Linked DNA regions of Homo sapiens: regions 2 and 3 are each linked to region 1. The links are chromatin loops, found by intact Hi-C in ENCODE. Cell type or tissue: ascending aorta. All regions are shown on one strand. Links, peaks and the distances in the headings refer to the core of each region. The heading gives the core; the rest is flanking DNA.

Region 1 (8,056 bases), core at 1,648-6,647:
TTTACGTAGGTTGTTATATTTATGAATTGTGCTACCTACACTCTGGTTACAGGTTGTTCTTTACATCAATAACTCATGAAAACCCACTAGGAGAGCATGTCAGATATAAGAATGGCACCACAGATCACAGATTGAAAAGACCTCTGGGATCATCTGCACAGAGTAGGAAAAACCACTCATGATCACTCTCCTTTGGTTCTGCCTCATCTGTAATCACTCCATGGGGCAAACTGCACTCCTGGTTTTTCTGACCAACAAACAGTTCTGCACAGGCTAGTTAAATTATCTTTCCGGCCGGGCACGGTGGCTCACGCCTGTAATCCCAGCACTTTGGGAGGCCGAGGTGGGCAGATCACGAGGTCAGGAGATCAAGACCATCCTGGCTAACACGGTGAAACCCCATCTCTACTAAAAATACAAAAAATTAGCCAGGTGTGGTGGCGGGCGCCTGTAGTCCCAGCTATTAGGGACGCTGAGGCAGGAGAATGGCGTGAACCCGGGAGGCAGAGCTTGCAGTGAGCCGAGATCGCGCCACTGCACTCCAGCCTGGACGACAGAGCGAGACTCCGTCTCAAAAAAAAAAAAAAAAAAAAAAAAAAAAAAAAAATTATCTTTCCTTTTCCATCAGTCTTGAATTCATATGAGTATTGTTAGTGGTAATTATCCTTATAAAAGGCAAAAATAACGGTCTCAGGGCATTTTTCCACAAGCAAGGCTTTGTATCAGAAATGGTAAAAATCAAAATGAAATCAGAAGTATTTAGAAAGTTACATGTATTCAAAATACTACTATTAGAATTTTTAATTTAAATAAAGACACTTATTTTCAGTCAGGAAGCAAAATGATATAATAGCCAAATAGTAATTCTTATTCCTATAACTTGGCCTTTACAACTTACCAGGTGTTAAGTCTATACATAGAGTAGTGTCCAGTCTCATTATTTAAGAGACAGTCGTGTTCTTGTTATCTGCTTTGTTTATCTAAAACTTTGCAGTAAAAGAAAATGATACTGAGCCTTGGGGAATCCTTGTTCAGCTGAAGAAAATGAGTAGTTCTGGTACCCAGGCCAATTTTAGATTTTACTATCGTACTTAAAGTACAAAAATCATGGTTCCAAGTAGAGAAAAGAATGCTAGACTAGGCCAAATTATTCTTGGGCAAATGTCTCAAACATATTGGGCTTCGAGTCCTTCATGTAAATTAAATAGTTAAATTAAATGAATCTAAACACTAGGAGAAATAGAAATTTTATTCCAATGTTGGAGGCCTATTAATAACCAAACAAAGAAGGTATGGAAATCACCATCAGGTGAAAGTTGGCATTGGAAACCACTTGTCTTAGGAGGGAGAAAGAGGCAGCCAAAGCAACTTCTGAAAGCCTTGTGAAGACAACCTCAGTGAAAATCGGAAATAACGACAATAAAGTCAAACCGGTTGTCAGAGTTTATCAGAAGAACGGTCCCAAAGCAGTACCTGACCTGACCGGCCAACTAACCTGAAATTCAACAGTTGAAGTTTGAGTGGCATATTTATAAAATCAAACGTCTTCTGGAAGCTACATGTAAAAACGAAACTGTAGCTTATGAATAGAAGAAGTGGCTACCAGAAGACTCTACCTATATTTTGGAGTTCATTTTAGGTCACATATCATTCTTGTTTGTCACAGCCAACTATGGAAATAACACTACCAGTGTCACTTCCCAATAGGTCAGGAAGAATACTTGGAAGAAACATTTTGGAAGGCAGTCGGTGTTTGCTGTTAACAAAAATGGCCACACCAATGTATACCATCTCCCCATTCCACAATGAAATATTATTTGCTACTACAGATATCACAGTTTTATACAGAAAACAAGTGACAAAGATATAGAAGTTCAACACTAATTTCTCCTTACACAAAATACAGGTGACCCCTTTGGCCACCAACCTGTTGCTCAAGCTAGTTTTAGAAACCCTGTCAGGAAGAATAAAAATTTCTGTGGTTTCTGGAACATTTTGGGGGTATAAGGTCTTGACCAGCAAATATGAAAGTATATTGTAAGGTTTCCTCTTAATATCAATACTTAGTATCACATTTTGGGTCTTGTAAGTGCTCACATATGTTTCAGAAACAATTAAATTTTTTATTGACATTTTGGCCTGCCTCCTAAAGATGATATCCTTCAGCTGTTAAACATTTGATAGGTTTGAAGTTGGGAAAGTTTTTTTTATTTAATATTTTTATGCTCTTGAAGATGTACATACAGAAAAGGCAAGAGGTGACCTGAGTCTTTTGAAGTAGTAATCAAACTTTAGGAAAAAGGCAGAGACTTTCAAAAACCTTTCTGGGTGTCTTTTGAGAGAGAGGAGGGAATAATTAGTAGACCTTTGTCATATGATTAAGCTTATCAAATCAGGATCGGTTCTACACACACCAATAAGCTCTGATCTGGTTCCTTGTTTTGTAACATTATAAAGAATGAGGAAAACTTGTGCATTGGAAAATAAATTTGTTTAAAGGGTCTCGAATTAATTAATTTATTTCACCTGGGAAATCGCACTTATTTTTCAACTGGGAAGGCAAACGGCTGACCTTCAAGTTACTAACATCTACAGGACTTGAAAAGAGAAGGGAGTCTGTAACCTCATCAGAAAAGACTGAAACAGTCAGATACTGTTCCCCAAATATTACAGATTTCCTGTCTTATAGGATTCTAAGCAAATAACCAGAATATCACTCCGGGGTACACCTTCCTGTATAAGCAATGCCCTGGACTAGACCCTCCTAACAGCTGCTCTCCAAGTCTCCGCAGCCAATTCCTTCCTTAATTTGCCTTCACTTTGAGAAAGAAAAAAGAAAACAAAATCCCCCCATTCCCCGTTCCCAATCTATTACATTTCAAAGGAGGAGAAAGAACTGGAAAACCCCGTTTCCTTTGAGAAACGCGTCCGCGGCAGCTACTGAGGGTCTGCCCCACCTTTAGCTTCAGGTTGACAACTGCCTTCAGCGCGTTCTCAGCTCAGCTGGCCCTATGGGTCCCCTAAAATCGCCCGAGCGTCCGCCCTGTCTGACCTGCCCCCCTGCCGCGGCGCACATTTCAGCTTTTCAGCTTCACGGTGGAGCTCGCAGTAATTGAGTCGCGAGGGTTATTTTTCCTGGCCTCACCTCGCGGTCCTGAGCCTGCAGGGAGCTTTCGGAAAGACATCGCCCCCTCCCCCTGAGTCCCCGGCAGCTTCTGAACGCTGCGCGGGTCTCCGCCCCGCGGGAACCAGGATTGCGATCCGTTCCTCGGCGGCTAGAGGTTGAGGCCGGAGGCTGACACCACCAGGGACCCAACGGAGGGTTTATTCTGCCCAGCTTCACATCTGGGGGTCAAATCGCATTAAAGCCAAACCACCAACGGGGCAGGGAGCAGGTGGTTAACTGCACAAAATAAAGTTACAGAAAAAACCTCGTTTTGCAGGCGAGTGACTTAGTTTCCCTCTGTAGCTTTGCCGTCATAAAAAGCAAGTCCCTCCCCTCTCCTGAGCTGGAAGGCGGGGAAAGGTTATCAGCGGCTCCAGATGGACGCCCGTAGGCAGGGTCAGTTTAGGAAGACCGGCAGGCAGGCGTATTAGGCGCGCGGGCTCCCATCCTCATGGCTATGGGAAGCAAGTTTCCCTCATCCCTTCTTGGAAGGTAAGAGCTTTGACATCTGGAAGTGTCAGAAATGAGCCTTTTGCCATAAATCATCCTGAAAAGCATTCAAATCAGACAAGCGTCTAGAGACCCTTTAGACACTCCACCCCCAAAATCCTAGATCAAAGTGCAGTTCCTGGAACCATAAACACCTATTATATGCAAAATCCTACTTATCTGGAGGATGCCAAAACTGAGAGTAAAGTAAGGGGTAAGGGGCACTTTTCGCTGTAAATTTCCTATACAAATCTCAAAATTTTTCTTAGCATTGTCAACTACCTTCTTGGAGACAGGCTACAGCGCTTCTAAACCCAATACGCTTTTCTGGAGTCCTCGGAACAGCTGGCCGGGGCTTTTAGCACACGGGACGGGACCTTCGCCTTTGCCTGTTTTTTTTTCGACCAGGAGAAGCAGGTGCGAGAGTCTGGGGCTTAGGAGGTGGAAGGCGGGGAAAGAGAATCCACTAGGTCCTCGTGTAGAGAACAACAGTCGCTCCTTAGATATTACTCCAGGACGGAAACCTGATTGCAAACCGCTGTTCCTTCGAAACTTGCAAAACCCGGAACAGAAAACTCCCGCCCAGCCAATTTTAGCTCTCGCTGAACTCTCCCGCCTGCGTTACGTTTGCACAGCAACTCTTTGTAAATGTCCGAGTCCTCTCGGAGGAAAGATCGTTAGGGCGACGAGAACATTAAGAGGGGACCTGGAGGGCAGATATCCTCGATCCCAAGAGAGCAACTTTGTCGCCTCAGAAAACACGCCAACTTCCCTCCTGCTCTTTCCTTGGTCAACTCAGAATCAACCGATTGTATTGAAATCTCCTGAAATCCCGAACAGGGATTGGCCCAGTCGGCTTCTGAAACCGAGGCCGGGGAATGGCAGGAATGGGGGGCAGAGAGGATCGGAAAGAAGAGTCCTTCCCCCACAGACATTCCCAGCTGGGACACGAGCTCGCTCGCAGCGCGTTTATGGAAAGAGGGGGCGCTGGGAACCGCGCTGGCGGCGAGCAGACTCCAGGGTCGAGATTATTCGACACGTGTCTTTTATTCCTCACAATCCATTTCTTACGGGTGATTTATGAACGAATCTCTTTGATCAGGGACGGTTTTATCTGTCCACTGCTACAGATGACAGATGCGGCTGCTAAAATGCCTGGTCCCCGCTGCCTAAAAGGTTGCTCCCCCCCTTCCCAAATGCTGTTGCTTTTTCTCTGGCGGTCCCCACCCCCTGCTTCTTCGTTCTCCTTCCCTACCCCCAACCCCGTTTGCTGTCTTAGTTGCAATCCCTCTGGGTGGTTAAGTCAACAAAAAAGCGCAGAGCAGGGTCAGTAGGAAGCCAAGGCAGGCATACTTTGGGCACGCCATCCTCCTGATGCCACATTTGTTAGGGTCTTAAGAAGGCCCCTAGCCGGAGACCAGAAGAGCTTGCTCTTAAGGTGGGGGTTGCCTGCCTTCGGAAACTAGAAGATGAGGTCCTCACAGCCAAGTCCCATGGGCCTGGCTCTGCCCAGAAAAGGCTCGTGCTGGGGTAGGGAGCCAGTACACCGGGGGAAGCCTCAGCCTGCGGTTCTGTGCGGGCCGGGGCTCATCAGAACAACCACTTTGGCTTAATTGGGGAGGGAAGGAGGCAGCTGGAAAGGGGGAGAGGGGAGAGGATCACGTTACAGAGCCTCCTAGTCCCTAATAGGTAAAGGAAAGCGGAGTCTCTGAAGCGGTTATTAATAGTAGGGGTGTGTGTGTGTGTGTGTGTGTGTGTGTGTGTGTGTGTGTGTTAGTAGTATTTCATTAAAACCATATCCTGGAACAAAGAGTTGTTCTTTCATGTTTCTTTGCTTTGTTGTTACTCTGACAGGAGTTCTAAAAACAGGATTTTTCCAATCAAAGGATCCCTGGAGTTATCTGCCCCCTCCTAGCCTCCTTTCCCTCCACCAAACTGCTCTTGGTATCATTATCCCGCTATGGATTCTTTCTTATACTCTTGATTTAGCCAGAGGACATTTAATAGCTGATTGGATTAAATGTTGCAGACTCCAGCCTGGGCTATTTGAAAATCCGGGTCGTGGACTGTGCCTAACATCAGAGAAGGAAAACTGATCTATGAGATGTGTTTTAAGTTTCACGTAGTACGGCGGGGAGAGAAGGAAGAGGAAGAAGGGAGTCTCTAGGTTACAAAGTTAGAAGTTTCAAAAGGTGTGCGTTGATGAAGGGTAGGGAGAGAAGTCAGTGGCGGAATGAGGCAAAAGGCAACCTTAGCAAGAAGCTAATAGAAATTTCCTCCATCATAATGTGCAAACGAGATTTATAAGAACACTTTGTAAATATTGCTCTGGATGTCAGGATTCTTCCCCAGGAATGGAGTGCTGACTCCATTAGGGGTGCATCCACAGACCTCTCTGAAGGACTTGTTTGTCATTGCTAAATTTGTGGTAGGAAGATGGTTTCTGCTTCAAGTTTGCTTTCAATAATAGTAACAATTCTTTGATTGGTGTTAAGTTTCAGGAACAAAAGAAGAGAAATGTGGGCTGTTTTTGTCCAGTACTATGTTTAGAAAATGGAGGCATAGCAGTCCCAAAGGAGAGCTTCGCACAGCCAAATCTGGGTGTTGGGGTTTGACCGAGTATTTCTACAAGGACGGGAAAACCTAGAGAGGCAGGATCTGATGCTCCTCAGTGACCAGGACCTCTGTGAGCTACAACCAAATAATATGATATGCACCCAAAGGTAACAATAAATCAAGGCTAGGAATGACTGGATGGGTATTGAGATTAAATGCTATAGAGAGAAAGAGCCTGTTTATCTGGTCTGGAAATTTTAAAAATTGTCAATCCTTAAAGCTAATATGATCACTGACTATATTTCATTTCTGATTATGCCTGTAGGAAGCCCAAAAAGGAATAAGATAAACCCTCACAGTAAAATTGGATTTAATATTGTGGAAGAAAATACCCTGACTTTTAAATTTTGTTTAAAGTAGAGAGCTATATGGGTGGCTATATAATAACATAAGCCAGATATAATGTCAATTTAACAGAGATTTAGGGATAGTGTTGCATCTAAAAGAAGAGCCACAGCACAGTTCATTGAATATATCGTCTTAATATATGGGTAACAAATATTTAAAACCTTATTGTATGCCAAGACCCTGGCCTGAGCCACATGTTAGCATTCACAGTAACCTCTAAGAACATTCCTATTCAACATGGAGAAAGTAATTGGACTCTCTTCCACATCTGGCGAACTGCTAATTCGTTTTAATTTTGTTTACAAGCTTTCTTCTTGCATAAAAAAAATGCTTCCTCTGTTTACAAGTCATTTTTAAAAATCCTTTTCAATCAAACTGATCATGTATCTTGGTAAAAGCCCTTCCGCATGGGCTCGGGGATTTCAGAGTGCTGGGTCCTGGCCCCATGAGTAAGGGATCACCCGCTCATCTTTCAGCCCATCCAAGCATCTTGGAGGTTTAGAATCTGTCAGGCCTGGCATTCCTTCGCTCTTCTTATCACTCTCTACCCCTTCAAAAAGGCAATTGATTAGTTTCAGCTTTTCCAAACCGAGATCCGATATGTTTTTCAGGATCAAACGTCTTTGAGAAGTCCAGAGAGCAATGTGGGAAGTGGGGAATGTGAAGAAGGAAAACAGGAGGGGGATGGTGAAATTCATCTCTCACCCTAACTCTCCAAAGGAACCTAGGGGATGCGCATTTTGGGCAGGAGATGGAATTGTGACTTCTGGAAGATGCACTTAACAACTTGAGATGTGTCTTCCCTTTCTGAAAGCAAATGTTTAAAGAAGAAAATAGATATCTAGAAAAGGAGGTTGATGATTTATGCCTGGATTTCTCTCCAAGCATTTGCCTTCCTTGTATTTACAGGCGTGTCCCCATTTGCAAGTTGTACGTCTGTTCCTTTCACGTGACATTTCATAAAAGCCCTAACATCTGGGCAAGATAAACTTCCTTCAGGTACCTGCTTAACTTTTCACTTGTCACACTCACATCACCCCCCAAGGCATCCCTTTCTCTCTCCCGCCTGCCTCAGTGGTGGCCTCTGTGGGGGTGCACTTTGTTCCAGTCCTCCCACCTCCCACCCCCATGTCGCTGGCCCCAGTTCCAGCTTCCCACAATATCACCCCCTCCCAGTGCCAACCTTTGCCGTGGCCAGGTTCTTTGAGAGACTCCCGATCCTTAGTCTCCCACTTCAGGCCTGACTGTGCAGGTAAATGAGGGTAGCATTTTGAACCCCAGAAAAAAAGTCATATTTCGATTCTGTCTTCAGACCAAAACCAAACCAAAAGGAAAACTGCCGACTACTCCATACAAACTCACACTTAGGTTCGATAGTCCCTTATACATCTATATATTCCTCAATAAAGTGAAATAAAAGAGCAGCTGATTTTGGTG
Region 2 (8,056 bases), core at 1,225-6,224, 310 kb before region 1:
AGTTCTATTTTTAAGAATTTGCCTTGCATGTCTTCTCAACTTTAGCAAGACCTTAGTAGTAGGCCACTGTGCTCAGGGTGGCTCCCTGCTCCACTGTCATTTATTTCCTTTCCAGCCTCATCTATTACATCTTGCATTATTTTTCCATTTCCAGAGCCAACTTTATGCCACTGTCCTTCAACTTCCAAATGTGAGGGTGCCTGTCTTCTTATAGTTCCAAACCCTTCTGATCTCTACTTTCATCATTATTGCATTGCCATTTCAGCCCCTTAATCCTGCATATCTGTATGCATTCCAAGCAAATCCTTCTTTCCCTTTTTTCTTCCCCTCCAGCTCCAAAATATCTTATTCTATGCAAGGAACCACTATCAGTTGATGAACTCAACTGTTTTCTCTTACCTATAGTTTTTTCCTACTGTCAAGATGTTCTTCAGCAGTTGAAATCAGAGCTCTCTTAAGGAAGTGGCCCTCTTGATGCTATCACTAATATAGGGAAATTGGTTGGAGAGATTGACAACCAATGAGAGGGACAAAGAGGGAGGAAAAATATTTTTACCATTGAGAATATTGGAAAGTGGATATGGATGTTCTTCTAGTGACACAGATTATAGCATAATTCATGAGTTATGTATCCTGTTTTATCATTGAAGTTCTTATGAAACTGTAACATGGAAAATACATGTGGGGAGCTTTTGGCAGCTAATTTGGCCCTGAACCCCATTTGGATCATCATGCCTTAGGAAAGTATGCTTGTAATTTGACTTATGAACAAGATTTTGGGATTTAATCTTACTATGAACTGAAGAGTGTGCCCTCAAAATTTATGTACTGAAGCTCAAATCGCTAATCTGATTATATTTGACTACCTTTTGAAAGTAATTAAGATTAAATTAGGTCATAAGGTACTGTGTGCTAATCCAATAGGACTGATATCCTTACATGAAGAGGAACTTTAGTACAAGGAAAGGGCATGTGAGGATGTAGCAGATGTGGCCATCTGCAAGCCAAGGGGAGAGTCCTCACCAGTCACCAAATGGGTTGGCACCTTTATCTTGAACTTCAAAGCCTCCAGAATTGTGAGAAATAAAATTTCTTTTGTTTAAGCTACCTACCCCTTGGTATTTTGTTATGGCAACCTGAATGGACAAAGACAAACTTGTTTGTAAATTCAGAATTAAGTACAATTACCTATTTATGAACAGATTATATCCACAAAACTTGACCATTACCGTTTATAAGCATTTATAAACTAAATGTAGGTAAAACATAGGTTGAGGTGGTATTGAGATAAATATTGTTTTTGTTTAAATATAAATAAATTAATGGATGATAAATCCCATAGTTTCCTAAAGAGAACTTCTTTAGGGATAAGCCTAAACATTGGTTATGAGTCAAAATATCAGTCATCCACTGGATACCTATGTGCTCAACATTCTTTATGATCAATAAACATAGCTTTATTATAAAAGTAACCCCCACCCGGCAACTCACAGTAGGTACTCAATGAATGTTAACTGAATTAAAACAAAACTACCATTATTAGTAGAAGTTTAGACACCAAAATTAATGTCACAAACATCTTTGGCAGATAGAAAGGTATGGACAGGCATATGGGTATCACGCAAACGTATTTGTGGCTACCTAATGCCCTTTAGTATGGTCAAAGATACAGCACTCTCTGCTGCTGGAATGTTTTTCTAATCAAGTTCAGTATTTATAATTTTTTGGAAGGAAATTTGCCACTGCTTTAAGAAATAAAGAAAGAAACAAAGCTTATGATGTACTCCAAAGTTGAGTAAAAAGGGCTTAGGAATTTTACATGGTTCTTGAGTCACCGAATACATCTTTTGGAATTTATTTATTTTATTTTTTTGCTTGCTTCCCCAGTAACTTAAATTCTGATTAATGCAGGCTTTTCTTTGGTACTAGTAGCTCTGTAGTGGTGGGAAAACTGACTAAAACCTATATAATACATGGTAAATAATGGTTTTTATTTTTCAACTTGTGCAGTCATCTTCCTTAAGAATATAGCTACACAAAGCTTAAACAACTACTTATTTATATTGGTTCAGTAAAATAATAAAACCTTCAATTTAGAGGGCAAATGATTAGGTCTCAGTGTCCATTTCAATGATTCCTTCACTCTTTAGCTGACAGTGCAGACCATGATGGTATCGACTATGATAGGGGATGCTGGCTCCTAGAAAGCACGGGTTTCTTCAGGAGGGTGATGGAAAGGCATGTGCTGACAGGGTCAGAGTTCTGTGTGAGAGTCCCGTGGTCTTCAGAACAGCCTTTCTAAGCCACAGTGTACTCATTCAATCAACACGTAGGCCTCTACTATGTGCCAGGCTTTACAAAACAGGTATAACAGTAGCTGAAATGGTAGTAGCTAGCTTTTGTTTACCACTTAGTCATTTAATCCTCACTAAAATCGTATGCAGATGGTACTTTAAAAAGTTGGTATTTTCACAGATAAAGGAACCAAGGCACAGAGCCATTAATTAATTAATTCTCCAATGTCACTCAGGTTTTAATGATGAAGCCATGATTTTACCCCACCAGTTTGATTCCAGAAACTTCACTACTATACTGCTGTTTATAGGATCTTGATTTTCTTTTATTATGTATGCACTTATTTACTGTTCTCATTTATTATTTTTGTATTCATTGTTCTTGGTAGTATTTAAGTGTGTAAGAACCTCATGAGAAAAAGGCATGTGAATATTCTTAGAAAACTACTTAGTTCACTGTGAATGTGTGTTGTTATTATTTATTGTATTTGTTCCATGTGATTAGGCCCCTTGCATTTAATTCTCTTTTTTTTTTAAAAAAAAAAAAAAAAGCTTTGTTTTATGCAGAATTTCTCCCCTTTGATCCATTTGGGAAGTCTTGCTATTTACAGTCACAAACTTTGTATTCTATTTCCTGGTGCTTCAAATAACTTATGTGTCCTAAAATTAGAGACTTCTACCATCTGGTACTGTTTTTTTATGTTATGAAGTATTTTATATATTAAAAATATAACATATGATAATTATAAACCACCATTGTTGCTCTTTTCATGTATGCATTATTATGTGTTTTCATTGCATTCATGAAAAAGGGTAAACAGCATTTTATAAAGGGAAATCCAGAATATTGGTACATGCTTTGTTTTGATAATAATGTTCTCTAGTAGATAAGCAACCATCTATTTTACTGGCTTATCCAATTTTAACAATACCAGTTTGAACTGAAACAATCTGACAAATTATACTGAAAGTTAGAAATCTTAAGCTTATACTTTGAACATCACATTTCTCCTTGCAATTTGCTGTTATTGTTTTAAGTGTGAGGACCACACACTCCTTCCATTTAGTTGGAGAACCTGACTTGTGGTTGCTACTTTCTACTCCCTGACTGCTGCTGCTACCTGCCTAATAATTGTGTTTGGCTCCCTGTAAACCTGCAGTCAGAAAGGTATTTGAATTTTCCCCCTCTAGCACTTGCAAATCCGATTTTTATGTATAACTAAGTGCTCTTAGTTTTTACTCTATCTACTACTGGGGCCTGGTTTCTAGCAGGCCTGTAACTAAGCCAGATCCGGCCTATGTAATGCTGTTTGTAATGAGAAATCTAAACAGGGAATGGCAGTGAGGCATGGCAGGAATGTGTTTCCATTGGAGAAGTCAGTGTAGAGAAAAAGTATAAGCAAAGCCATGTCCAGAAGGCCTTTTCAGCTGGCCAAGACGGAAGACTAATGTTATTGTACATAGGCTGTTACCCTGCCAGCCCTTCCTCACAGATTTGCTTTCTCTCTCTGTCCCTCTTCCCCTGCGACCTCTTCCCCTTTTACCCCTTTCATCTCTTCCTTCTCTTTCGCTTTCTTCTTCTGTCTTCGGACTCTGCTGACTGTTTGCTCAGGTGGACAGTGACACCATTTGGAATGAGCTACACTCGTCCGGTGCTGCACGCATGGCTGTTGGCTGTGTCATCGAGCTGGCTTCCAAAGTGGCCTCAGGAGAGCTGAAGGTGAGGTCCGGGTTGCATTAAGTGTGGGAAATCCAGAGAAGAAACTGAAACAGAGATGTTGTTATGTGGGAATTGCGGGGAGTGTGGCGTGGTAATAAAAGGAAGGGCAGAAGGAAGAGGGTAGAGATGGCCACTAAGGTGTGATAATAACTCATCTGTAGGCAGGGAGCAGCTCATCCTGCTCTCAGGGCCTTCTTCTGCCTGAGAACACTCTGCAGTCAGGGCCCACCGGTGTGCATGTAAGAGCACAGAGATAATAAGCAAAGCTATGGTTCAGGTAAAAAATACCTTTAGTATATACATGTCTGTCATGCCATCCTGAGATTCTCTTTTGAGGCAATTTTAAAAATATGATTACTGAGAAGTGTGTATAAGCTCAGAATACCACCCAGAGAGAGGGAGGCAGAGAAAGGTAAATACCAGACGGGAAGGATTGGGAGGAGGAAGGAAATTGTTGATTAGAAGGGTAATGATCCAGAGTGTGTTTTTCCATGAAAGAACTTAAAAAATGAGCTATGCTTTATTGTTCTTTTCTTTTTATGGTCTCTTCTTTTCTACATCGTATGAAAAGAACAATGTCCAAACCCCAGCGTTTCCCAGTCTAAACAATTTATAAAAGCTAGAGACCTGACAGACGTTGACATTTTATTTGGTATTTTAACAGTGCTATTTAAAGGTACGCCATGTGCGTCTTGAATGCAGTTACCCCAATAAACTTTGTTGGTGCTAACACGGCCTTTTAATGCACTAGTTCACACACTTCATGACGCAATCTGGGTCGTGATTGATTCGGTATTTTTAGCAATTGCGGGGCTTAGGGAAATATATTATGACCAATAACATATGCACTGTGAGTTTTGTGAAACCAAGATAAAATGTAATTAGGATTACTTTTCTTTATGTCTAGTGAATTTTTATTCAATTACATGGGACTCTTCCAGTTGTGATTAAAAATGTGGAGTAGGAATGTGCACTTCACAATGCAACGTTTGTCCAAGAAGTCTTTACTCTTAACTCTTTAAAGAGTCAGAGCCTACGGAAATATAATTTTGATAGGGTGAGCTCTATTTAAAAAGTAGATGTGCCTGTATATATTTGACATAAGTAGTATTAGGACATTGCTCATCTCAGGGGATATATGGGGTCATTAATGTGGTGCTTACTCTTCAGTCTTTACCTTTGAAAATGAGCAAATAAAAAGAGGAAAGGAATCAGCCTGTGGAGAGGTTTTGGCTATCTCCCAGTAGAACTTGAGGAAAAATTCTTCCTATTTGAGTGCTTGTGTTGTACTTGCACCACTGCAATAAATTAACACTTTAAAATAAAATTTGAACATCTTATTTTAAAAAGAATCCAAATGGCAGAAATCAGCCAGGCCACAATATTATAATTTTAAAGATTATGCTGGCACAGCTCTTTGATAACAAAGATAATTATTATGTTAGCTTTCACAATTTCTAATTGTTTTAAGTTTGTGTAAGTTTAAGCAATAATTCAGAAACCTTCTCAAGTAGAATGCCCACGTGTTTCAGTCATCAGAAGCATCATTATTAGCTTCACTGTGTGCAGAATTGCCAAATATATGCACGAAGATAGTTGAATAAAAACATAATTCCATGTTTAGAAGTTATCCATTTAAAATAGCCAGTTCCAAACAATGTGTCAACAACACATAGTATGGGCATGCTGACCACCAGCTGTAGTAACATCAGGTATTTATATTGAGAACAACGATTGGTACAAATTTCTTCCCTTCCTCTGGTTAAGGAATCAGCAGGCATGGTTTAAAAAGAAAAGAAAACAGTAAAAAAAAAAAAAAAAAAAAAAAAAAAAGAAAAGCCAGCCTAAGAATCAAGAAATCTTAGTCCAGGTTCCACCACTTGCATAGTGTGTCATTTGTGGCAAATCTGTAACTTTTCTGGGGCTCAATTTCTGGTTCTGCACAATCATCTAGGTGGAATTGATAATATTGAAGGTCATCCATGGCACTGGCATTTTGAGCTATTTGCAAATGAAAAGTGGATATGAATCTCAATTATAACACTATGGCATCCCAAGCGGTAGATATTCTGAAATTTCAGTTTGCTTTGATGAACATTCCAGATTGTGCAGCTGGGTTATCTTTCTGATTGCCAAGTCCATTGTAAAAGTCCAAGATAGGCAGAATCATAACAGAGGCACTGGTACTATGCTGACAGGTCAAGAGACTGAAGCCCTGGGTTGCTAATAATTTGGGTAAGGCTACAGAGATGCCATGGGGGAAAAGTAGAACTCACAAATGATTTGGAGCCATAGTAAAGAACATGTGTAACTGAGGTAGACAGCCATGTTTGTGGACCGCTATTCAACAACCACAAAAACTACCCAGTGCCTACGTGTCCCAGACTCAAATATGATGGGGCTGATATACCTGCAGGCCAGGAGCATTATTACTCATGGTTTGTGGATTCGATTCATTCAGAACTTGGAAGAAAATAGGGAAGCTTATTCAAGGACACTGGTAAGTAATAAGAAATGTGAAAAGAAAAGACTTGAGCATTTTGTTATTCATTTTTCTGCATCTACATTCAGTTCTCACATATTCTATCCCATTCTCCCAGTAAATCAACATTTAATTAAATAAAATTGGCATGTTACGATACCACATCGTATGAGATTGCACTAATTTTTCTTGGAAAATAGAGTAAAATTAAGAGCTTTATTTGAAATATGATGTGCCTGGATATAGTGTGGAAATAAGAGATGAGAGCTAGCTAGAGGAGGTCTCTGAGATCACAGAGGATGAGGACCTAAAAGATAAGAAATGTGCACAAAAAAAGAAAATGCCAGAAAAAATTGTATGACTTGGAAATTTTGTTTGATGCTGAACTTGACCATGGCTAACCTCCTAACTTTTGATAGGTCCTTTCCTTTCTTCCCCCAGGGGATATTGATGAGCTGAAGGAATTAGAAGAATGAACCAGGCACAGGGGGTGGGTTTCCTGTTAATGCTTAAATAGAACATGTGCAGCAAACTATATCAGCAAATTGGTATATTTTTTGGCACAGCATAGACCTGCTCAGTGGAGCTCAGTGAAAATCATGGGGACTTTCAGACTTTCCAAGTTTTTAAACAATACATTTTTAAAAATACATAAGAAGGAATTCCTCAAATTTACAGGTATTCAAATTGGCTATTTCTCAGATTCTCTTACAAAGGAACAAAAATATTCTGAAATTGTTGGCATGTTTGGTGTATTGGAAATCATAATTGGAAGAATAATTATCTCAAAATGGTTTTATTGTTTTATAGGACATTTTAGAAAGTATGTCAAAGACATAGAAATAGCTCTAAAAGGTGAACATTTTGTAATCATAAATAAAAAAGGATTGATACTTATTGAAGTTTAATATAAAGATTCACTTTGGTGTTCTTTTGACAATGCTACCATGTCTTCATAAAATAGTCAAAGTTGCTTTTAGCTTCTGGACATATTTATCAAAACAAACAAAAACAAAAAAAATCCTAAACACCTGGTTATCTGAGTGATGGATGAATTTGAGCATATACTGAATGAATATGAGTTTGAGTGTGTATTATGATGTCATGTTGCTAATAATAACTGCTACTCATTGAGTGCCTTCTATAGGCAGCCAGTTTATATGTAATTTACTATTATTCTCACAATGTACCCTTGAAGTAAGTACAGGATACTGGCTCAAAGACATTAAGTAACCTTTTAAGATCCTGCAGATAGGTTAATAAATAATAAAATATGTAAATCTGATAATCCTCTGTTTTCTTTCAACCACTCTATCAGGACATTCTTTTACAGATAGCACAAATATACATTTAAAAAAGGGGCTAAAACTATCTATTTTAAGTAAGCAAAATTTTATCTTTTTTATTATTATAAAACATTTGAGACATACAAAAAGACAAGAAGTTACATTCTTACCTAACAAAATATAATAATAAAATAAATACCCACGAACTCCTCATCCAATTTAAGAATTGAACTTTGCTCACAATATTAAAATTCTCTCAGTACTTATCTCATTC
Region 3 (8,056 bases), core at 1,739-6,738, 130 kb before region 1:
GTTTAATAATAATATTTTATGTAACTCATTACAATATATGTACTTATAGATGGTATATGGAATTTTCAACTTGGGTAATACTACAATAACATTAACTTGAAAGTAAGTTTAATAGTAGCGGACACCCATGTCAACAGGTCTTGTTGACATGGAAAGTGGGTGGTGAGACTGAATTTCCTCCCCTAATGTGACATCTGTTCCTTCGTGAAACAGTAAGATAAAGAAAGGCCAATCATGAAATATTAGAGCTGGATAGTATTTGGCATTGTGATCTAGCGAAACTAGGCCCTGGGAATGGAACTGTCAATTCAGAAATAACTTTCAAAGTTGAGAGATGTAGGGTAGGCCAAAGATACATTTTCAACCTCCCAAATCTCTCTTAGTGTCTTCTCGTTTCGATTCTGTTACTTCGTTTTGGATTAGACATCATGGTTTCCCACTTGGACTTTTGCCAAGATGTGAAATTGGTCTTCCTGCCCCCACTGTTATCACCTTCCAATCCATCACCCATAATCTCTCCAAAGGGATCTTTTAAAAACATAAGCCTGATTCTATACCTTGTCTGCCTAAAATGCCCCCTGATCATCCTCAGGTTGAAGTCCAGGATCATCAGAGTGTCATTCAAGAGTGTGTATTAATTAGCCCTTGCCTACCATAGCAGTCTCATCCATCCCACTCCAGACTCTTCCTATGTTCTAGTCATTCCCAGCAGTTGACGGTCACCCAGTAAAACACAGAGACTCCAGTCTCTGTATATTTGTATGTGCTGTTTCCCCTTCCAGGGATATCCCATGACCTCACTCTGCTGAAGATCAAGAAAAGATTTGGAAAGGCAATCAAGACATCAGGATGATCAACTATTAGGTTTTTAGGAGCACATTTGCACTCTAATTTCTAATGATCTTTCAAATACTCAGTCAAGTGTTATTTTTCCTGGCAAGTCTTCCCATACTTTTCCATCATCTTAAATACGTGTTCTACTTATTCCCGTTCAAGGTCACTGTGGGCATTTTACACACAGAATTGTAATTCTTAACTAACAGGGCTGTCTCAACTGGACCATGCATTTCTTGGTGTTAGGGAAGCATCTTTGTGTCCTCGACATGTGGAAAAGCCTTAGCTTCTACAAAATGTTAGTTTTTGGATTCATTGACAGAATTGTTATTGTTTGGTTCAAATTAAAAACTTTATGATTCTCAGACTTTGGTCAGAATAAGGGATCACAGCAAGTTAAATAGTAATGGACACCTATGTCAGATGGTCTTGTTGGCATGGGGAACAGATGGGGAGACTTAGTATCCTCTCCTAATGTGACATCTGTTCCTCTATGAAACAGTAAGAAATAAAGGCCACTCATAAAATGTTAGAGCTGCAAGAGACTTGAGGCATCTCCCTATTTCAGAGACAGAAATAAAGTCCTGAAAAGCCTCACTAATGTCATTGGGATGGCAGTGCTGGGTCCAGAACCCTGTTATCTTACTGCCCAATCCAGCGTTCATCCATTTGCCTTTTCCACTCAAACAAGGCTTTTTCTTCCAAGAAGTAAGCAAACACTGCATACCAAAGTTCTTGCCAACTAGTCAGGCTGCAGAGATAGTACTAACCTGGTGAGTCATGTCAGCACCTAGGGAGATTCTCCTGCTTTGATTTGGGGCTACTCATCATTTCACAAAAAAATAGCCTAAGGGCTGCAAGAAAGCCATTAACTATGCTCTTTCATATTTATCCCATTGGCATGTTCTCATGAAATGACCTTCTATTTTCCTCTCTTTCTCCTTTCCTGCCTCAAAAAAAGAAACATCAGTATGACATATGGATGGGCTCCAACATCAGCCAGTATATATATTAAAGTTTTAAGTCAATTATTGTTCTAGTACACACCCTGAGGTTGAGAAAGAAAGAACATCCAGGACTAACAAACCTGATTGTTCTGGCAAAGTTGCCATTCAATTCATGCTGGCATTTCTGGGCTTTTCTTTTTCTTTAATATTCCAACTTCATTTTCTTAAAGTTAATGATTCAAGTAGCAATGTTTAACAGTACGATTCCATTCATGTTCTCTGTAAGAGTGCTGCCTCCTGGTCTCTTGTGGGTTTCCCAGGGAGCGTGAAGCCCGGAGTTTGCTTACTTAGTTGCAGAGACAGCTGTCAGTCTGAGGGTGAGTTCAGTAGGCCATGGATTATTCCTCACTTTATTGCTGTGTAAGCAAGAGGGAGACTCAGCTTGGGAATATGGGCACTTCACAACTTGGCATTCTTATATTGAGAAAAAGACCCAATCATAACAGTTAAGAAACCAAATTACAACTGTGTATAACATGGGGAATTTTAACTTAACAACTGCTCTGAGTTGGACGTATGTGAGTATTCTGATTATTACTGCTGTAATTACAATTCTTATGAAGTATGATGGATGTTTTTCCTAGGCAAGTATTGGAAGTCAGTAAGGATGGTGGCTGTGCCAAGGGGCTGTGCTCTGGCTGGTGCTCAGTTGCAAGAGGAGACAGAGACCGTTTCTGCCCTGGCCTCCCTAACAGTGGATGTGGAACAGCCCTTTGCTCAGGAAGACAGCAGGTATGAATCCAACGTGCGGGAATAATCCGGGTCAGTCATATCCAGGCTCATCGTTGATATTTGTGAATCTTCCTCCTGGCTTTCCTTCACCTGTCTCCTCCACTTCCACCACCTGTCCTCTCCAAAGCCACAGATGCCACAGCACATGCTTTAGGCTATCGAGAATTCATTGCTTCATTCTTCATGTGAAATGCAGAGCTGGAGCATGTGGTTGCAGTTCACAGAGAAATAGAGGGGATGAGATAAATGGTGAGAAAAATCACGCCTTATCAGATAATTGAGTGCAGATCGTTATGGAAAGAGCTGCTTGTGGGCTTAACTCCTTTTCCTAGTTATCTCTGTTTTTCCAGATGTTCTTTTTCTTTCTCTAATCATTTTGAAATTGCTGATATAACAAAGAGAAAGAGGAGAGTAGAAGATGGAAATAATGCTAGACCGTTGGATAGCCAAAATACATACACACTCCTTACGTGGCTGTCCTTGAGGTCCAACAACTGGATAAAGGGGGAAGTTGCCTGCAAAGGAGACAAGAGACTGTGTGTAAAGGACTGTGTGAACTTGGGGCTGATTTTATTTCATTTTGGGATAGGACAGAATTGGTTTTAATGTATCTTCTTATGAATATAGATTTCTGGAGAAAAAATACAGTGAAACTAAGATTTGATTCACTTGTTCTCTTTTTAAGGAATGTTTGTCAGTTTGTGCATTTGGTGTTCATCATTCAGTTCTACAGAAAATGGTACATTCAGAATTTCTTTGAAGTCTACCAAAGCCACCATAAATGTACATAAATATTGGTGATTTCTATGGCTGACTTCAAGGTCACATTTCCTCAATTTAAAAATAAATCAGGTGAGGCTTTACTAAAGCTCTGCCAGCTTGCACTCTTAAATTGCTCCTGAGAAGGAAATCAGACTCCCTCCGTCAATAACATCACCATTAATTACGCAGATCCTGCTACTAGTGCACAGGTTGGCAATTTTCCCAAGAATGCACAAATACGAACAGTTCTACTTTCTTGCTTTTACTGGATACTCAGAGTTTAATGGATTTAACATCTTGTTTTGGCCAAGAACAGGAGATAAAATGAATAAGAGATTTTATTTTTATGCAATTATTTTCTCTTACCATAACCACTTAAACAGCAGATTAGCAATAAGGGGGAAAAGTTGTATATTACTCTATTGAAAGATAACTTTATATGAATATCTAGAGCATAAGGGAAAACTTACTTTACATCTTTGATAATAAGAACTAACCCCCTGCCGTTCCCAGCTAAGAACTGAACCAAGTTCATAATCCAAAGGTGTTGCAATTATTCCGAAGGCCAAAAACAGTTAGTTGTCTGTCATCTGAGAGCCATAAAACTGAGGAAACTAACATCTGTTAGTGTTGGATATAAAAGGAGCATAGCTATTCTTTAGAATTTAATATAGAAAAACGAAGCTAAATTCCAACCTGAGTGAAATGAATTGTAAATATTTTTGCCTGTTAAATTGCAGAGCTTAGAATAATTAACAATAATAAGTGATGTTATGAGCCTCAAGTAATATAAAAATCTCAGCAGTTTGGCAGGAATTGGCCCTGTAGGCAAAGTTGTTTATCCTCAGGTAAATAGTGTGCTTGACTCATGGTAGTCTATAGAGATTTAACCTTGGCTTCAGTCCACAGTGATTTTTATTTTAAGCTTCATCTGATGGCAGAGAGAGAATGTGAATGTTCTGATGTGCAGGAAAGCAGAGTCAAAGAGTGTAGCCTGGTTTCATGTTCATTTATCACTTTTAGACAGATTATATCTATTGTGATTGATTTTTCTTGTGGGAAGAAAAATAGTTTTGCTTGAAATATTTCTGATGGCTTTGAACTGAACTCCCTTTTTCAGCAGAGGAAAAGAAGAATTCTTCTAGAACTGGCTCTTGCATTTCAATTGAACCATGCATGAATTTCCTCAGAGACAGACAGACAGACACACACACACACACACACACACACACACACACACACACAGAAAGAGAGAGAGAGAATGCTCTGAAAAGCCACAGAGCATTTACTCTTTTCAGGGGAATACTATCAGTATTGTCCCCCTACTCAAACAGGAAAGATGGCTTTCAAAATGAGATAAAGTGGCGGAAACGTTTCTGGGCTTTTCTTATGAATGCAATATTATAAGCACACAGGAAATTGAAAAATTAGAAAAATCAGAGAGCTAAATGGATGGAAAAGAGTGAAGGCAAGATTCCTTTTATAGGAAATTCTTGCCAGTTATTTTGGAGAACATATTGGTGTTTGGAGTGAGATGACTCATTTCATACTAAGATTTTGGGTAAAGCAGCTCTTTTCCTGGCCAACTCATATCTGACTCATTTACCACTAGTGAATAAGGGATAAAATGCTCCTGGCTAAGAACCATTGTAAGTATTTTTTGTTCGTTTTTCTTGGATGGGGGAGGGGATGACAACACAGTGCAGATAGTCATTTCGTTTTTATAACTACATTGATGGGCCTTGAAGAATAAATTACTAGGAAAAGGCTGATATGTGGGAATTCCTTTTGGGGATAGTTAATTTTCAAACATAACACATACTTTTCTGGGGGCAAAAGACTTGATCAAAAAAATGATTGATGGGTCAACAAAACAAAACAACACAAAAAATCTTGAAGGGATCCAAGTTATATAGTCAAAGAAAATTAAATATATACGTCTGGTCACATATAGCATACTACTTAGAAGCAAGAAGTTTTCTTATTGTTTGCTAGGAATGTGTACCTTTAAACAATTGTAGTTTGCATTTGTTGACTATCTGTTTCAAAATGCTTCTACTTTGGAAAGGTCAGTACAGTACTCAGGTTTACTCTTGGATATCAGTTCAGGCTCTGCTGAAGATCAAGAAAAGATTTGGAAAGGCAATCAAGACTTCAAGATGATCAACTGTTAGGTTTTTAGGAGCACATTTGCACTCTAGAATGCCTAACTTGGTGACTTTGTGTGTGTGTGTTTTTTTTTTAACTAACACAAAAACCAAACAAACTTGAAAGTTAGATTTGCAGTTGTCATTTTGACCTGTAAATCGTGTTACATTTTTTTTTAACAAAATCCAGAATAGTTGTCTCTTTAATCATTTAACTTTCAACTTTTGGCAACCTTTCTCATGAACGTGATGGTTTCATGTCATTAGATAATACAGAAACATGAGAAAACATATTATTCAAAGTCTGACCACTTTGTTTTTTGGGTAACTATCTAGTTTGTGAATATAACAGTGTAATAATCAGCTAAATCCAAGTATCATCTACCTGAGCTTTGAATGGCTTATCAATAGTTCCAATGACATCAAAAACCCCATTTTCCTGAATCTTAAGATTTATATAGAAATATAGACCATTATTAAATATACATTCATATCTAATGTACTTAGAAACATGATTTTCCTCAAATAGCCCATCCCAATGGGATTGTGTCTCCAAAGGCTTCTAGAAGCTAAATGTTGCACAAATTATTCACCCCTCTTATTTTATTCTATGATACCATTATGTTAAGTACTTGTTTAGGTAACTAAGAACTTATTTAGACAACTTAGATAACTAAGTATGTGCGTTAGGCTGTTCTTGCATTGCTATTATATAAATAGCTGCGAATGGGTAATTTATAAAGAAAAGAGATTTAATTAGCTCACAGTTCCACAGGACTTTCAGGAAGCAAGTTCCTGGCATCTGCTTGGCTTCTCCAGAGGCCTCAGGAAGCTTAAAATCATGGAGGAAGGTGATTGGGGAGCGGGTACATCACATGGCAAAAGCAGAAGCAAACAAGAGAGAGAGTGGAGGGGAAGGTGCCACACACTTTTAAACAGCCAGATCCCATGTGAGCTCAGAGCAAGAGCTTACTTATCACCATGGAGATGGTGCAAGCCATTCATGAGGGATCTGCCTCCATGATCCAAACACCTCTCATGAGGCCCCACCTCCCACACTGGGGATTATATTTCAAAATGAGATTTGGGCAGGAACATTTATCCAAACTATATTAGCAGGCAAATTTTTCAATATAAATTTTGTTTTTAATTTTCATCCAGTGTCAACAAAGCCTTAGCTGAAAATTGAGGTGAGATTTGGAAGCTCCTGGTAAAAAGAAAAATCTGCCCCCTCTTCATTTATCTTTCCTCCTCTTCCCAGGGCCATCATTTTATCTCTATTTTCCCAACGTGTCTAACATGTGGTCTTGAGGTGCATGTGAAGTCTGACTTAGAACATTAGGGATGTTCTAATCCTCCAATGCCCAGTTATGTATTTTGGGGTTCAGTTCTGTATTATTTACAAAACAGTGTTTACTTTGAAAAAAGAAACAAAATTGAATAGAAACGTATATAAAATAAGATGCATAATTTAGCTTCCCATCTCATCTTTTTCTTCACTCCTTCAATCCTATCCTCTTACCACTACAGAGGAAGAGTAGAGCTTGCCTCTAGAGTCTCCACACTTCACAGTTGTTTGCTCAAGGGCAAGTTACTTAATCTCTCTGAGTTTAATTTTCCTCATCTTTAAAATGAGAGAAAAATTTCATAGAGTTGTGAGAATCAAATGAAACAACACATCACAAGAACTTAAAACAATACCTGGCATGTAGTAAATACTTGATAAAACTTGATAAAGGTTTATTATTTTTATTATTTTTCTATCACTTTTCTTCTTCCTCGATTTGTTACACTTTTTCTTGTTCTTCTTGTTCTTGTTCTTCTTGTTCTTCTTCCTTCTTCTTCCTTCTTCCTCTTCTTCTTCCTTCTTCTTCTTCTTCTTCCTTCTTCTTCTTCCTTCTTCTTCTTCTTCTTCCTCTTCTTCTTCTTCCTTCTTCCTTCTTCCTTCTCCTCCGTCTCCTTCTTCTTCTTTTTTTTTTGAGATGGAGTCTCACTCTGTCACCCAGGCTAGAATGCAGTGGTGTGATCTCAGCTCACTGCAACCTCCACCTCCCGGGTTCAAGCAATTCTCTTGCCTCAGCCTCTCGAGTATCTGGGACTACAGGCACGTGCCACCATGGCCAGCTAATTTTTTTTGTATTTTTAGTAGAGATGGGGTTTTACCGTGTTAGTCAGATGGTCTCAATCTCCTGACCTCATGATCAGCCCACTTCTGCCTCCCAAAGTGCTGGAATTACAGGTGTGAGCCACCGTGCCCGGCCTGTTTCTTCTTTTAATATATTGGCCATCATTCAGTAATCTATAATATAAGAATATAGAGCCTATACTTGGGCATCTATACCTTTAGCTGTTCATAGGTTAAATCAATCAGGACTATCCTCCAACCAGCAGAATGAGGAAGAAGAACATGTGAAAATATCAAGTTCATTCACTCTTTCAACACTTTCTGATTATTTCTAGGAGCCAGATAAAGTGTTAGGGGCCAGGATCACAAAGCTGCCTTGTACTCCTCAAAACGTTCACATACCTTTTTACAGCAGCAGTAGAATACTGCAAATTTAATGGCTTAAAACA

The links. A loop is a pair of places that touch in the nucleus more often than their neighbours do. Peaks named below come from ENCODE experiments on the same cell type or tissue, not always from the same donor. Only the 100,000 strongest peaks of a DNase experiment are listed, where the experiment ranks them.
Region 2: it touches region 1 in a loop (2.4-fold over the local background); 3 of 110 quality-filtered maps call a loop at or near these places.
Region 3: a loop joins it to region 1, with 2.6 times the contacts of the local background. A loop is called at or near these places in 5 of 110 quality-filtered maps.

Annotation. Positions count from the first base shown.
Region 1 is chr7:19,103,343-19,111,398 of GRCh38, forward strand. It overlaps LOC124901597 (a long non-coding RNA gene), which reads left to right and starts at 3,586. Exons shown (of 3, transcript XR_007060241.1): 1 at 3,586-3,658. In ascending aorta, for the core only: no CTCF peak of the experiment used is centred there; DNase peaks (open chromatin) are centred at 3,220, 3,559, 4,199 and 5,109; H3K4me3 peaks cover 3,272 bases; H3K27ac peaks cover 3,148 bases.
Region 2 is chr7:18,789,439-18,797,494 of GRCh38, forward strand. It overlaps HDAC9 (histone deacetylase 9), which reads left to right. Exons shown (of 26, transcript NM_178425.4): 17 at 3,907-4,014. Among named protein-coding and RNA genes, the nearest start is that of HDAC9-AS1, 110 kb to the right of the region's middle. In ascending aorta, for the core only: no CTCF peak of the experiment used is centred there; a DNase peak (open chromatin) is centred at 3,973; H3K4me3 peaks cover 2,155 bases; H3K27ac peaks cover 2,017 bases.
Region 3 is chr7:18,973,381-18,981,436 of GRCh38, forward strand. It overlaps HDAC9 (histone deacetylase 9), which reads left to right. Exons shown (of 26, transcript NM_178425.4): 25 at 2,426-2,573. Among named protein-coding and RNA genes, the nearest start is that of HDAC9-AS1, 75 kb to the left of the region's middle. In ascending aorta, for the core only: no CTCF peak of the experiment used is centred there; no DNase peak of the experiment used is centred there; H3K27ac peaks cover 4,066 bases.